Linked DNA regions of Homo sapiens: regions 2 and 3 are each linked to region 1. The links are chromatin contacts, found by Hi-C in ENCODE. All regions are on one chromosome and are shown on one strand. Each heading gives the region's core, a stretch centred on a gene start or an enhancer-like site at or near the end of the contact. The rest is flanking DNA. Distances are from core to core; before and after follow the strand shown. Region 1 holds the start of ZNF416 (zinc finger protein 416). Region 2 holds the start of ZNF71-SMIM17 (ZNF71-SMIM17 readthrough (NMD candidate)). Region 3 holds the start of ZNF132-DT (ZNF132 divergent transcript).

Evidence for each region. A loop is a pair of places that touch in the nucleus more often than their neighbours do. Pooled maps may share reads with other maps.
Region 2: a pooled map shows a loop between it and region 1 (8-fold over the local background). The contact joins the promoter of ZNF71-SMIM17 here to the promoter of ZNF416 in region 1. A Hi-C loop is called at or near these places in 4 of 50 pooled maps.
Region 3: a pooled map shows a loop between it and region 1 (28-fold over the local background). The contact joins the promoter of ZNF132-DT here to the promoter of ZNF416 in region 1. A Hi-C loop is called at or near these places in 1 of 37 single-sample maps with no recorded cell type and 8 of 50 pooled maps.

The regions. Positions count from the first base shown.
Region 1 is chr19:57,577,470-57,580,360 of GRCh38, reverse strand. It overlaps ZNF416 (zinc finger protein 416), which reads left to right and starts at 1,450. Exons shown (of 4, transcript NM_017879.3): 1 at 1,450-1,689; 2 at 2,263-2,304. The coding sequence starts at 1,657. RefSeq lists a silencer at 1,541-1,760.
Region 2 is chr19:56,593,896-56,596,786 of GRCh38, reverse strand. It overlaps ZNF71-SMIM17 (ZNF71-SMIM17 readthrough (NMD candidate)), which reads right to left and starts at 1,485. Exons shown (of 5, transcript NR_163263.1): 1 at 1,359-1,485. ZNF71 (zinc finger protein 71) reads right to left here and starts at 1,485. Exons shown (of 4, transcript NM_001370215.1): 1 at 1,359-1,485. RefSeq lists a silencer at 1,134-1,523.
Region 3 is chr19:58,439,043-58,441,933 of GRCh38, reverse strand. ZNF132-DT (ZNF132 divergent transcript) reads right to left here and starts at 1,486. Exons shown (of 1, transcript NR_186311.1): 1 at 1-1,486. ZNF132 (zinc finger protein 132) reads left to right here and starts at 1,781. Exons shown (of 3, transcript NM_003433.4): 1 at 1,781-2,175. The coding sequence starts at 2,113. It also overlaps a transcript of ZNF324B not described here. RefSeq lists enhancers at 584-1,093, 1,243-1,372, 1,605-2,115.

The sequences.
Region 1 (2,891 bases), core at 201-2,700:
CCTGTCTTTTGCATAAAAGTCATTTTAACTAGAGTGAGATGATATCTCATTGTAGTTTTGATTTGCATTTTTATAGTGATCAATGATGTTAAGCATGTTTTCATCTACCTGCTTGCCATTTATCTGTCTTTTAAAATTTTTAGTTTTATGAGTACATAGTATGTATGTATATTTATGGGATACGTGAGATATTGTGATACAGGCATACAATGTGTAATAATCATATCAGGGTACACAAGCATTTATCATTTCTTTGTGTTACAAACATTCTAGTTATAATACTCTTTTAGTTGTTTTTAATGTACAATAAATTACTGTTGACTGTAGTCTCTCTACTGTGCTATCAAATACTAGATCTTATTCATTCTACCCTGTCTTAAGGAGGCCTTGGTAGCCATGCTGAGGTTATGGGGTGCTGCTTCCAAAACCAAAAGTATTATGGGCAGCTGGTATGAAGGATCATAGGCTTATGGTCTGTGAGATCCTGTATGTTTAAGAAAGCCCAGTCTTATTGCCAGTAATTACTGTTTTAATGGTGTATAGCATGAGGCTGAAAGAGACAGTTTCCTGCATTGGAAGCTTTTACTCAACAAATGGCCGTTGTATGTGGTTCAGAGATTCCAAGAGGCATGAGAAGTGTAAACCAAAAATAAAATTCCCAGCCCCCCAACCATCTGAATGCATCCTTCCTCTTGGCCAAGGGCATTCCAAAGTTAATCTGAAAAACTAGTTCAGGACGTGATGGGAAGTGAGGGTCAGACTTGCCCTCCTCCCCTTGGAATTCAGGCACAACTGACCAGCATTAACATTAAAACAGAGATTTTAAGACTTCTTGTAGCAATAAGACAGTGAATTCCAGCCTGATTGTAGTATAGCATTACATGACAGATAGCAGGCCCTGAAAGGAATTGAAGTATTTTACTCTAAACTTTATTTATTTGACATATTTTGAAGAGGCCCTGCAAAGGTGTGTCTTGTGGAATCTGCATTTTGCTGAGAATCCCCTTTCCTCTCCAGGGTTTTTTTATTTTCATGGTCCAGGAAAGAATTAAGAGTCTGGCACCTTTCAAAGTCTGATAGGAAACATTTACAATCTATTCCCTCTGAAGCCTGCTGCGTGAAAGCTTCATCTGCTTAATAAGAACCTTGGTCTCTACAACCTCTTATCTTAACCCAGACACTCCCTTCAGTGGGTATGGGACTGCGGAAATCGGCCAGCGGCCCCTTTAAGGAGCAGCAAGTCCCTGTCTCGCTCTTGGTGTCGCGCCTTTTCCTAGCGCCCTCCGCGGGCCGCTTAGCCCTTGTTCCGGGTGAATCTCAGGGAGGGCACCGGAACCCTGGGCTTCTGAGAACTACATTACCCATAATGCCGAGCGCCAAGCTGCAAAGACGCGGAGCCAATCAACGTTCAGGAACGGACCTGTCTCCGTTTGTTGCATACGGTAAGGCGGGACTTCCGGCACCGCTCCGAGATGGTAATTTTGGTGGTTCTCTACCTCGGCCCACGCCGCCTGAGTTAGAAACGCTGCCTCCGGCACAGAGCGGGGGTCGCCCCGCTGCGCATCAGCCGGTGGGTCGCTGGCGCTGGTGGCAGCCGTGCCTGGGTTCCCGCCCCGGGTCGCCCGCCGCTCCCGGCCCCGCTCCGCTCACAATCCGATGGCGGCGGCCGTGCTTAGGGATTCGACTTCGGTGAGTGCTGCGTCTCCCGGGCCTCACCTGCCCTCTCCGCCGGAAATCCAACACCCTGCATGAGGGGCGCCTGCTTGCGTCCCTGCAGCCCGACCCTAGAGTCCAGGACTATGAGGCCCTCGCGGGTGGGGCTCCCATTTACAAGCCTGGTGTCGTGGGCTGTGGAGGGTGTGGCAGGCGGAGGGGCCGGTTTCTGTGAATCTTGCTGGGACGATTGAGCCAGTAACGTTCACGCCCGAATGGTAAAATGAGGCTCTTTCTTTTCAAGACGCTGAGAGCCATGGGTGGTTGTGAACAGACGAGGCACATGGTCTGAGTTAGACTTTTCAAATTTTTTCTAAAGTTACTCAGAGTTGGAACAGCCTGGAAGGGGGATAACACCGAGGCACAGGGAAGTTGAGTCCTTGTGCAAGGTCCCACAGCAGGTAAGAGTCACACGGAACTGAGGAGCAATAATAATTTAGTCATCACCAAGTCACCTGGCTCCAGGGCTGCGCAGGGAAACAAGGAGGCATCAGCCCATGGAGCTTCCACCATAGTTACCTGCCTCTCATAGCCTTCCTCTTCCCGCAGGTTCCCGTGACTGCAGAAGCTAAACTTATGGGCTTTACACAGGTGAGTGGAGAGTGTTTCGGGCCCTCACTGATGCTGACCCCAGTGTTTGTCTCTGAGATTGTGTTCTGGGACTCTTCTCTTGGCACTCTTTGGGTCCTTGGTTCTAGGAATCCTGAACAAACATCAGTCCCAGGGTCATACATCCAGGCTGGAAGCTGGTATAGAATGGTTCCTATTGCTGGGAACCAGTAAAGTAAGGTGTGGAACGTTGTCTCAGGCTTAGATACCAGATGAGCAAGTGCTTGAAGGTCAGGCTGAGCTGGTTTAGGAAACTACAGCTGTTTTCTTTCTCATGGGAACTGAAAGCTGGGATGCAGGAATCAGACAAAAAATGGCTGTCAGTTGTCGGGTGTTTCTTCTGGAGTGTGTGATGAGCAATGACAGTTTGGGGGCAGAGGAGGTATGTGATCTGATCCAGGTCTCATCAGGTTCCCTGTGTGTGGCCAAGCTGAGAGAACAGGCTGAGTGTGAGGTATGAGATAGGAAGATAGTGAAGAAGGCTGCTGCAGTAGTCCAGGTGAGTGTTACTGGTGGCTGGACTTGTGTGGTGGCTGTGGAGGTGGTAGTTGGATTTTAGATCAGTTTTT
Region 2 (2,891 bases), core at 236-2,735, 980 kb after region 1:
TTGTGGGGGCTCTGGAACCTGGATGCCTGAGGTAGCCTTGGGTGAGTCACTTAGTCTGAGACTCAGTTTCCCCATCTGTAAGATAAGGATGATGATGGTCTCTACCTCAGAGTTACTGGGACATCTATAAATGGCCAGCACTGGCTGCATACACATTCCCTGAACAAATCAACCTCTCCTTGGTCAGAACAGAGTAGGGCACAGAGACCCTTTGGGAGTCTGATCCCACTTTAAGAAGATCCTGTGGGAGGCAGAAGAAACAGCCTTCCTTTTCCCCTCCTCCACCCGGCCCCTGTCACTCCCAGGCCCCTACGCCTCCAGAGCCTTCTATGGGCAGGAAAAAGCCAGGGAACTGTGGGCAGGCAGACTAGGAGAAGCGTAGGGTGAGAAGGTAGTGGCTCTGCTAGGCTCCCTTGTCCAGGCATATAGTCTTTGGAAGAGGCACACCCAGACGCACCCACCCCTGCAGAGTCACACGCAAACATCAAGAAATACTCTAGACACAGGTGGACACACAGAGATAGGAAAGATCCAGACAGGACTGGCCCCTGGAAAGACACAGCCCTACACTCATGCCAAGAGACATGCATGGAAAGAGCAGACATAGTGGACACCCAGAGGGCACCCTCCCACAGAGACACTCATGGACAGAGATCAAGGCTGACACACCCACAACACCAAAGACAAGGACACAGGCAGTCACTCAGAGATATCACCACACATGCATAGGCAGAGACCTGGAGAGACACAGCTCCACAGAGAGACCAAGACTCTGAAGAAGTGGGACACACACACACACACGCTACCACACATGACCCACACGGACATACATGGACACATTCACATTCATTCACAGACCCAGCCTCTGGACGACACGCAGTTTCTCTCTCTGTCTCATACACACACACACACACACACACACACACACACACAAACACACACACACAATCACAATATCCAGAGACACAGCCATACCCTCAGGACGACACAATCTGTCTCACACACACATACAGACCCACACAGACACACACACAGACACATTCACAATATCCACAAAGACACAGCCTCATCCTCAGGATGATATGCACTGCCTGTCTCTCACACAGGCCACCTTCCCCCCAGGATGGCCCTCGTGTTCATGCAACTTTCCTACCTCCAACCCACTCACGCCTCTCCCTCCCTGGCCCCGGCCTCTCCTCAGCCCCTCAGCCTCCAGTCAGCCTCTCCTTAGCCCCTCAGCTTCCCCTCAGCCTCTCCTCGGCCGCTCAGCCTCTCCAGGCGCACCTCGGTCCCGGCCTGCACGCCCTCTCCTGCGCCCGCACGCCCTGGACCAGCACCCAGCCCTGCACTCCCCGTACCTGGGCCTGCACGCCGTCTCCCCGAGGCCGCGCCCTCCCCGGGGCCAGGTTCCGGCCCCCGGCACAGGTAGAGGGTGGGCGCGACCCCGCAGCCACACTCACCGGCTCGCCGCTCTGCCAGGACAATGACCGCGCCCGCTAGGCCCGCCCGACGGCAGTGCGCCTGCGCGGACTGCGCCGGACTACGCTTCCCAGAAACCCGCGCGCGCCACCTCCCCCCGGCTTTTTTCAGCCGAGCCCAGCCGAGTGGAGCCGAGCGGAGCCAACTGAGCTCCTCCATCTCACAGAGGACTCCGCGGCCAAGGAGGCTGGGGCGAGAGGGAGGATTGAGGGGGAGGAGGCAGGGAAAGGGAAGGAGAGAGAAGAGACGGAGGGAGGAAGGGTGGAAAGAAAGACGGAGGGAAAGGAGGGGCGAGGAGGAGGGACAGGAGGGAAGGGGGGAGGAGGGAGAAAAGAAGTAGGAGAGGTGGGAAGAAGGATGGAAGGGGAGGAGGGATGGGGAGGAGCGGGGAGAAGAGAGAGGATGGAGAGGGACTTGGGGAGGAGAGCTGGGGAGGAAGAAGAAGAGATGGAGAAGGAGGAGGGGTTGGAAGAAGGATGGAGGGGAAGGAGGAAGGGCTGGGGAGAGACTAAGGGAAAAGAACAGGTCAGAGAGGAGAGGAACCAACAGAAAGAAGAGGGAGCGGGTGGGAGGAGGGAGGGGCAGGGAGGCAGGAAAGGAAGAGAATGGAGACGGCAAGGAGGAGAAGGAAGAAAGGGTGGAAAGGGGGATGAGAAGGTGGAAAGGACTATAAGGAAGAAGAAAAGGGTGGGAAAAGGAGGAAAGAAAGAGGAAGTCGAGTTGGGGAGGGCAGGACAGGCTGAAGAGAGGAAAGAATGGGTAAGGAGAGGGAGGAGGGAGGAAGGAAAACAGAAAAGGACAAGGGATGGGTGGAGGCAGAGAAATGAGGGGGATAAAAGAGGCGTGTCACATCTGCTGCAGACATTTCTGCAGTCCAGCCAATGGACTGGCCTGAGGGACCATCCCAGGCAACTTTAAACCTGATAATCATGCTTATCTTTAAAGAACACTTTTTAAGCATACAGATGTGCAAAGAAGAAAATGAGCATAGGTGTAGAATAAAATGTATAGGAGACTATCGGTTTGGACTGAGTTCCTGCACTAGGCCCAACAGATCAAATCGAAATGGAGCTACTCATGCTGAAGTTCCAGGCCACCAACTCCAACTAAGTTGTTACCTGACCTCCTCTCAGGAGAGAAAGAGAGAGATAATAGCCAAGTCCCAAACAGGCCAGTTTAGCAGGCATGATAAAAGAAATCCCCTTTGCTTTAACCATGATAGGGAAAGTAACTTTGAAATGACCCATCCACTCTTGTTCTCTGTTTCTGCTTTCCTCAGCCCGTTTCTGTGTATGAAGCCATATTCCTCTGCTTGGATCACCAGAACACTAGTTCTATTTTATAGAAGGAGGTGTGGCTGGATTCTAGAATTGCAAATAAAAAACAACTAGATCTTTAAATGTCAATTCCCT
Region 3 (2,891 bases), core at 237-2,736, 860 kb before region 1:
CTGTAGTATCATGTCACTGTAGAAGCCCCCTTGGACCTCACTAAGGAGCCCCACATTCTTGGAAGATGTACTGACCCTGTCCTCAAAGGTCATTAAGCCCTGCAACACCAAGCCAATGGGCAGACAGATGTGATCTAAGCACTGAGCGTGAGCCCTAGCCACTGGTCCTCCAACCTAAAACCCTCCTTCCCAAATCCTATCCTCAGGCCGTTCACTGGGCCAGGCCACCAACATAATGCAGTCTGGACGTCCTGAAGCCACACCAGAATTCTATATATCCAGAGGCCCATTTGACACCTCCACTCACAGGTCTCCAGACAATTCAGACTCTATACCTACAAAATCCATCGCTAATCTTCCATGAAACATCCTCCTCCTGCCAACTGCCAACCTCTATTCTCCACAGGAGGCATCCTAATTCTTCCTAACTACTTGGGATGGTCCTTCACCCCTACTCATGCTTATTCCACTTATCTAAGGTAGCAAAAAATTCCATTAGCTCTATCTTGAAGATCCACTGGGAATCTGATCACTTCTCCCATCCTTCTTGCTTCCGTTCTGGACAGGCCACTATCATAACTGTCTGGAACAATACTGCAATAACCTCCCCCACAGTCTCCCTGCTTCCAGCCCCACTACAACCACCTTCTCCAGTAGTGTGTTCATTCAGCAACCACTGAAATACTTTCCAAATTCTAACTCAGGTCATGTCCATCCCTTTTCTGTTCAACACCTTTCATGGCTCCCAGGCGCCCTCGGTGTGCCAGGAGAGGCAGGACTCCTCTTACGCTCTCCACTCGCTGCCAAGGGGGCATGAGAGCCTGCCTGAACGCTCAGGTCAGGGTCAAGTCCAAGTCTTCGCATATGCAGATCCCTCCTCCTGTACCCTCCACGTCTCAACAAACTGGATTCTGAAATGGTGACCCCCAACCTGTGAACGCTCCACACTGTTCAGTGGGGCCCGCAGAGGACCTGGGGCAGATACTTCTCAATCGGAGACTTAGGACAATGGTGCTGAGTCCAGCGGAGTGGGTGCCAGGAGACCTTTGGCGCACGTTCCATGCCTACAGCCGGGCGCACACTGGGTCAAGACCTCCCAATGCGTAGCTTTTCTTGGCCTCGGCCTCGCGCTCCCTAAAGCCAACATAACGCCAAGGGCGACGACTCCCGAGAGCCGCGGACACCTCCGCGCGGTGCAACCTGAGGGTCCCACTGGGCCGGCTTTATCTAAGGCACAGGGTGGGGAAGGGGGGTGCGGTGTTGTGGGGGGCGAACACTGGGCTCAGGGGCGATATTCGCCGCGGTGGGGGCGCTTGTATGTCAAGAAGGCGGAACTTCCCCGACTCTCGTGCCTTCCTCGCTCCTGTTTCCATGGGCCCAGGGAGCCTCCAAGATTCCGTCCCTCGCCTGACAACGCGGTCCCTTCAGAAGCAGACAAAATCGAGAAATGCCAAAGTGATGGTCCGAGGACGACGACGGAAGTCCCGCTGCCAGGCTGTGATTGGCCAGCGTCTTACACTCCGCCCGGAAGTGCCTGTCTCCTCGGCTGCCAATGGCCAGCCCTGAGGCACCGCGAGGGTCCTTCTGGATAATGTAGTTTGCGTTGCCTGAGCAGCGACGCAATAAACGCCATTCCTCAATCACCTTGGCAACGACCTAGCAGTAGCGTGACGGGCATAGGGAAATAGCGTCATAGACGGCGGGGATCCTTGAGCCAATGAAAGCTCGGACCAGTGGCAAGTCCGAGCTGTCATTGAGAGGCGGGACTTCCGGCGCCGCCATTGCGGTCCTCATTTTGCTGCTGGTGGGTTGGGCTACAGCAGGCCTCTGGAGCCACACCAGGGCACGGGAGTGGGTGCAGGGACCGTCACCGCGCCTTCACACGCACCATAGTGCCCGGCTAATTACTCTGCTTTTATGAGCCAAGGTGTTCCCGAAAGTGGAGCCAGCGCCACGCGTCTCCAGGGTCTCCATACCCAGCCTTCGTCCCTGCGGTGCCCAGAGGCCTTGCGCGCATTTTGCATTTGGGAAGACAGGTCCTGAGTGCGACCGTCACCCAGCGGAAGTGTGAGGGTTCGGCCCAGCGGCAGGGCTAGCCCTGGGCCTCCTGTTATGGCCCTGCCCAGCCCACAGGTTCTAATGGGGTTGCCAGCGTTGCTGATGGGCCCGGCGCAGGTAAGTGGAGTGTGCCCCAGGCCCTCACCCGCTGGGATTCCGGCCCTCAGGATCCTGAAGCCCAGATAGAGGGGATGTTGGTGTCCTGGGACTCTTGATCGTGTCCTGTCCTCACACGTGGGTCCTGGGCCCTGCCCTGGGAGTCACTTACCCTTACCATCCTGAATCCAGGCAAGGGGTTATATCGAGGGATTCCCATTTCTGGAATCCTGTGGAATGAGATCTGGAAGGCTGTCCCAGGGACAGTGACCAGCATGTGTACCTTGTTTAGTGGTGATGAAATGGAAGCATTCTGGGGACTGCCGGTCTCCATTTAGTCTGGTGGAAACAGGGAAGGGAAACCAATAGTTAGGCCTGGAATGGCAGCCTGAGGAGCTGGACCTCTATTCTGATGGTGGTGGGAGCCATGGAAGGTTTGGAGTAGAGGAAGTAGGTGCTCTGACTCCAGTCTTAACAGACGCCCTATGGATGCCTAGTGGGCAGCAGACTGGAGGGATGGTGATGGTGGAGCAGGAAGGCCAGTGAGGAGCTGACAGATGTGGTCCAGATGTGTGCTTTGGGTAGCTGGACAGAGGGGTGCCCGTGGAGGTAGGACAGATGGTTGGCTTCTGAATCTGCCCAAACTGGGCCATGGATTACCTGATGTGGGACAGTGAAAGAAAGTGAAATGTTAAGATTGACCTAAGGCTGAGTGCAGTGGCTCACACTTGTAATCC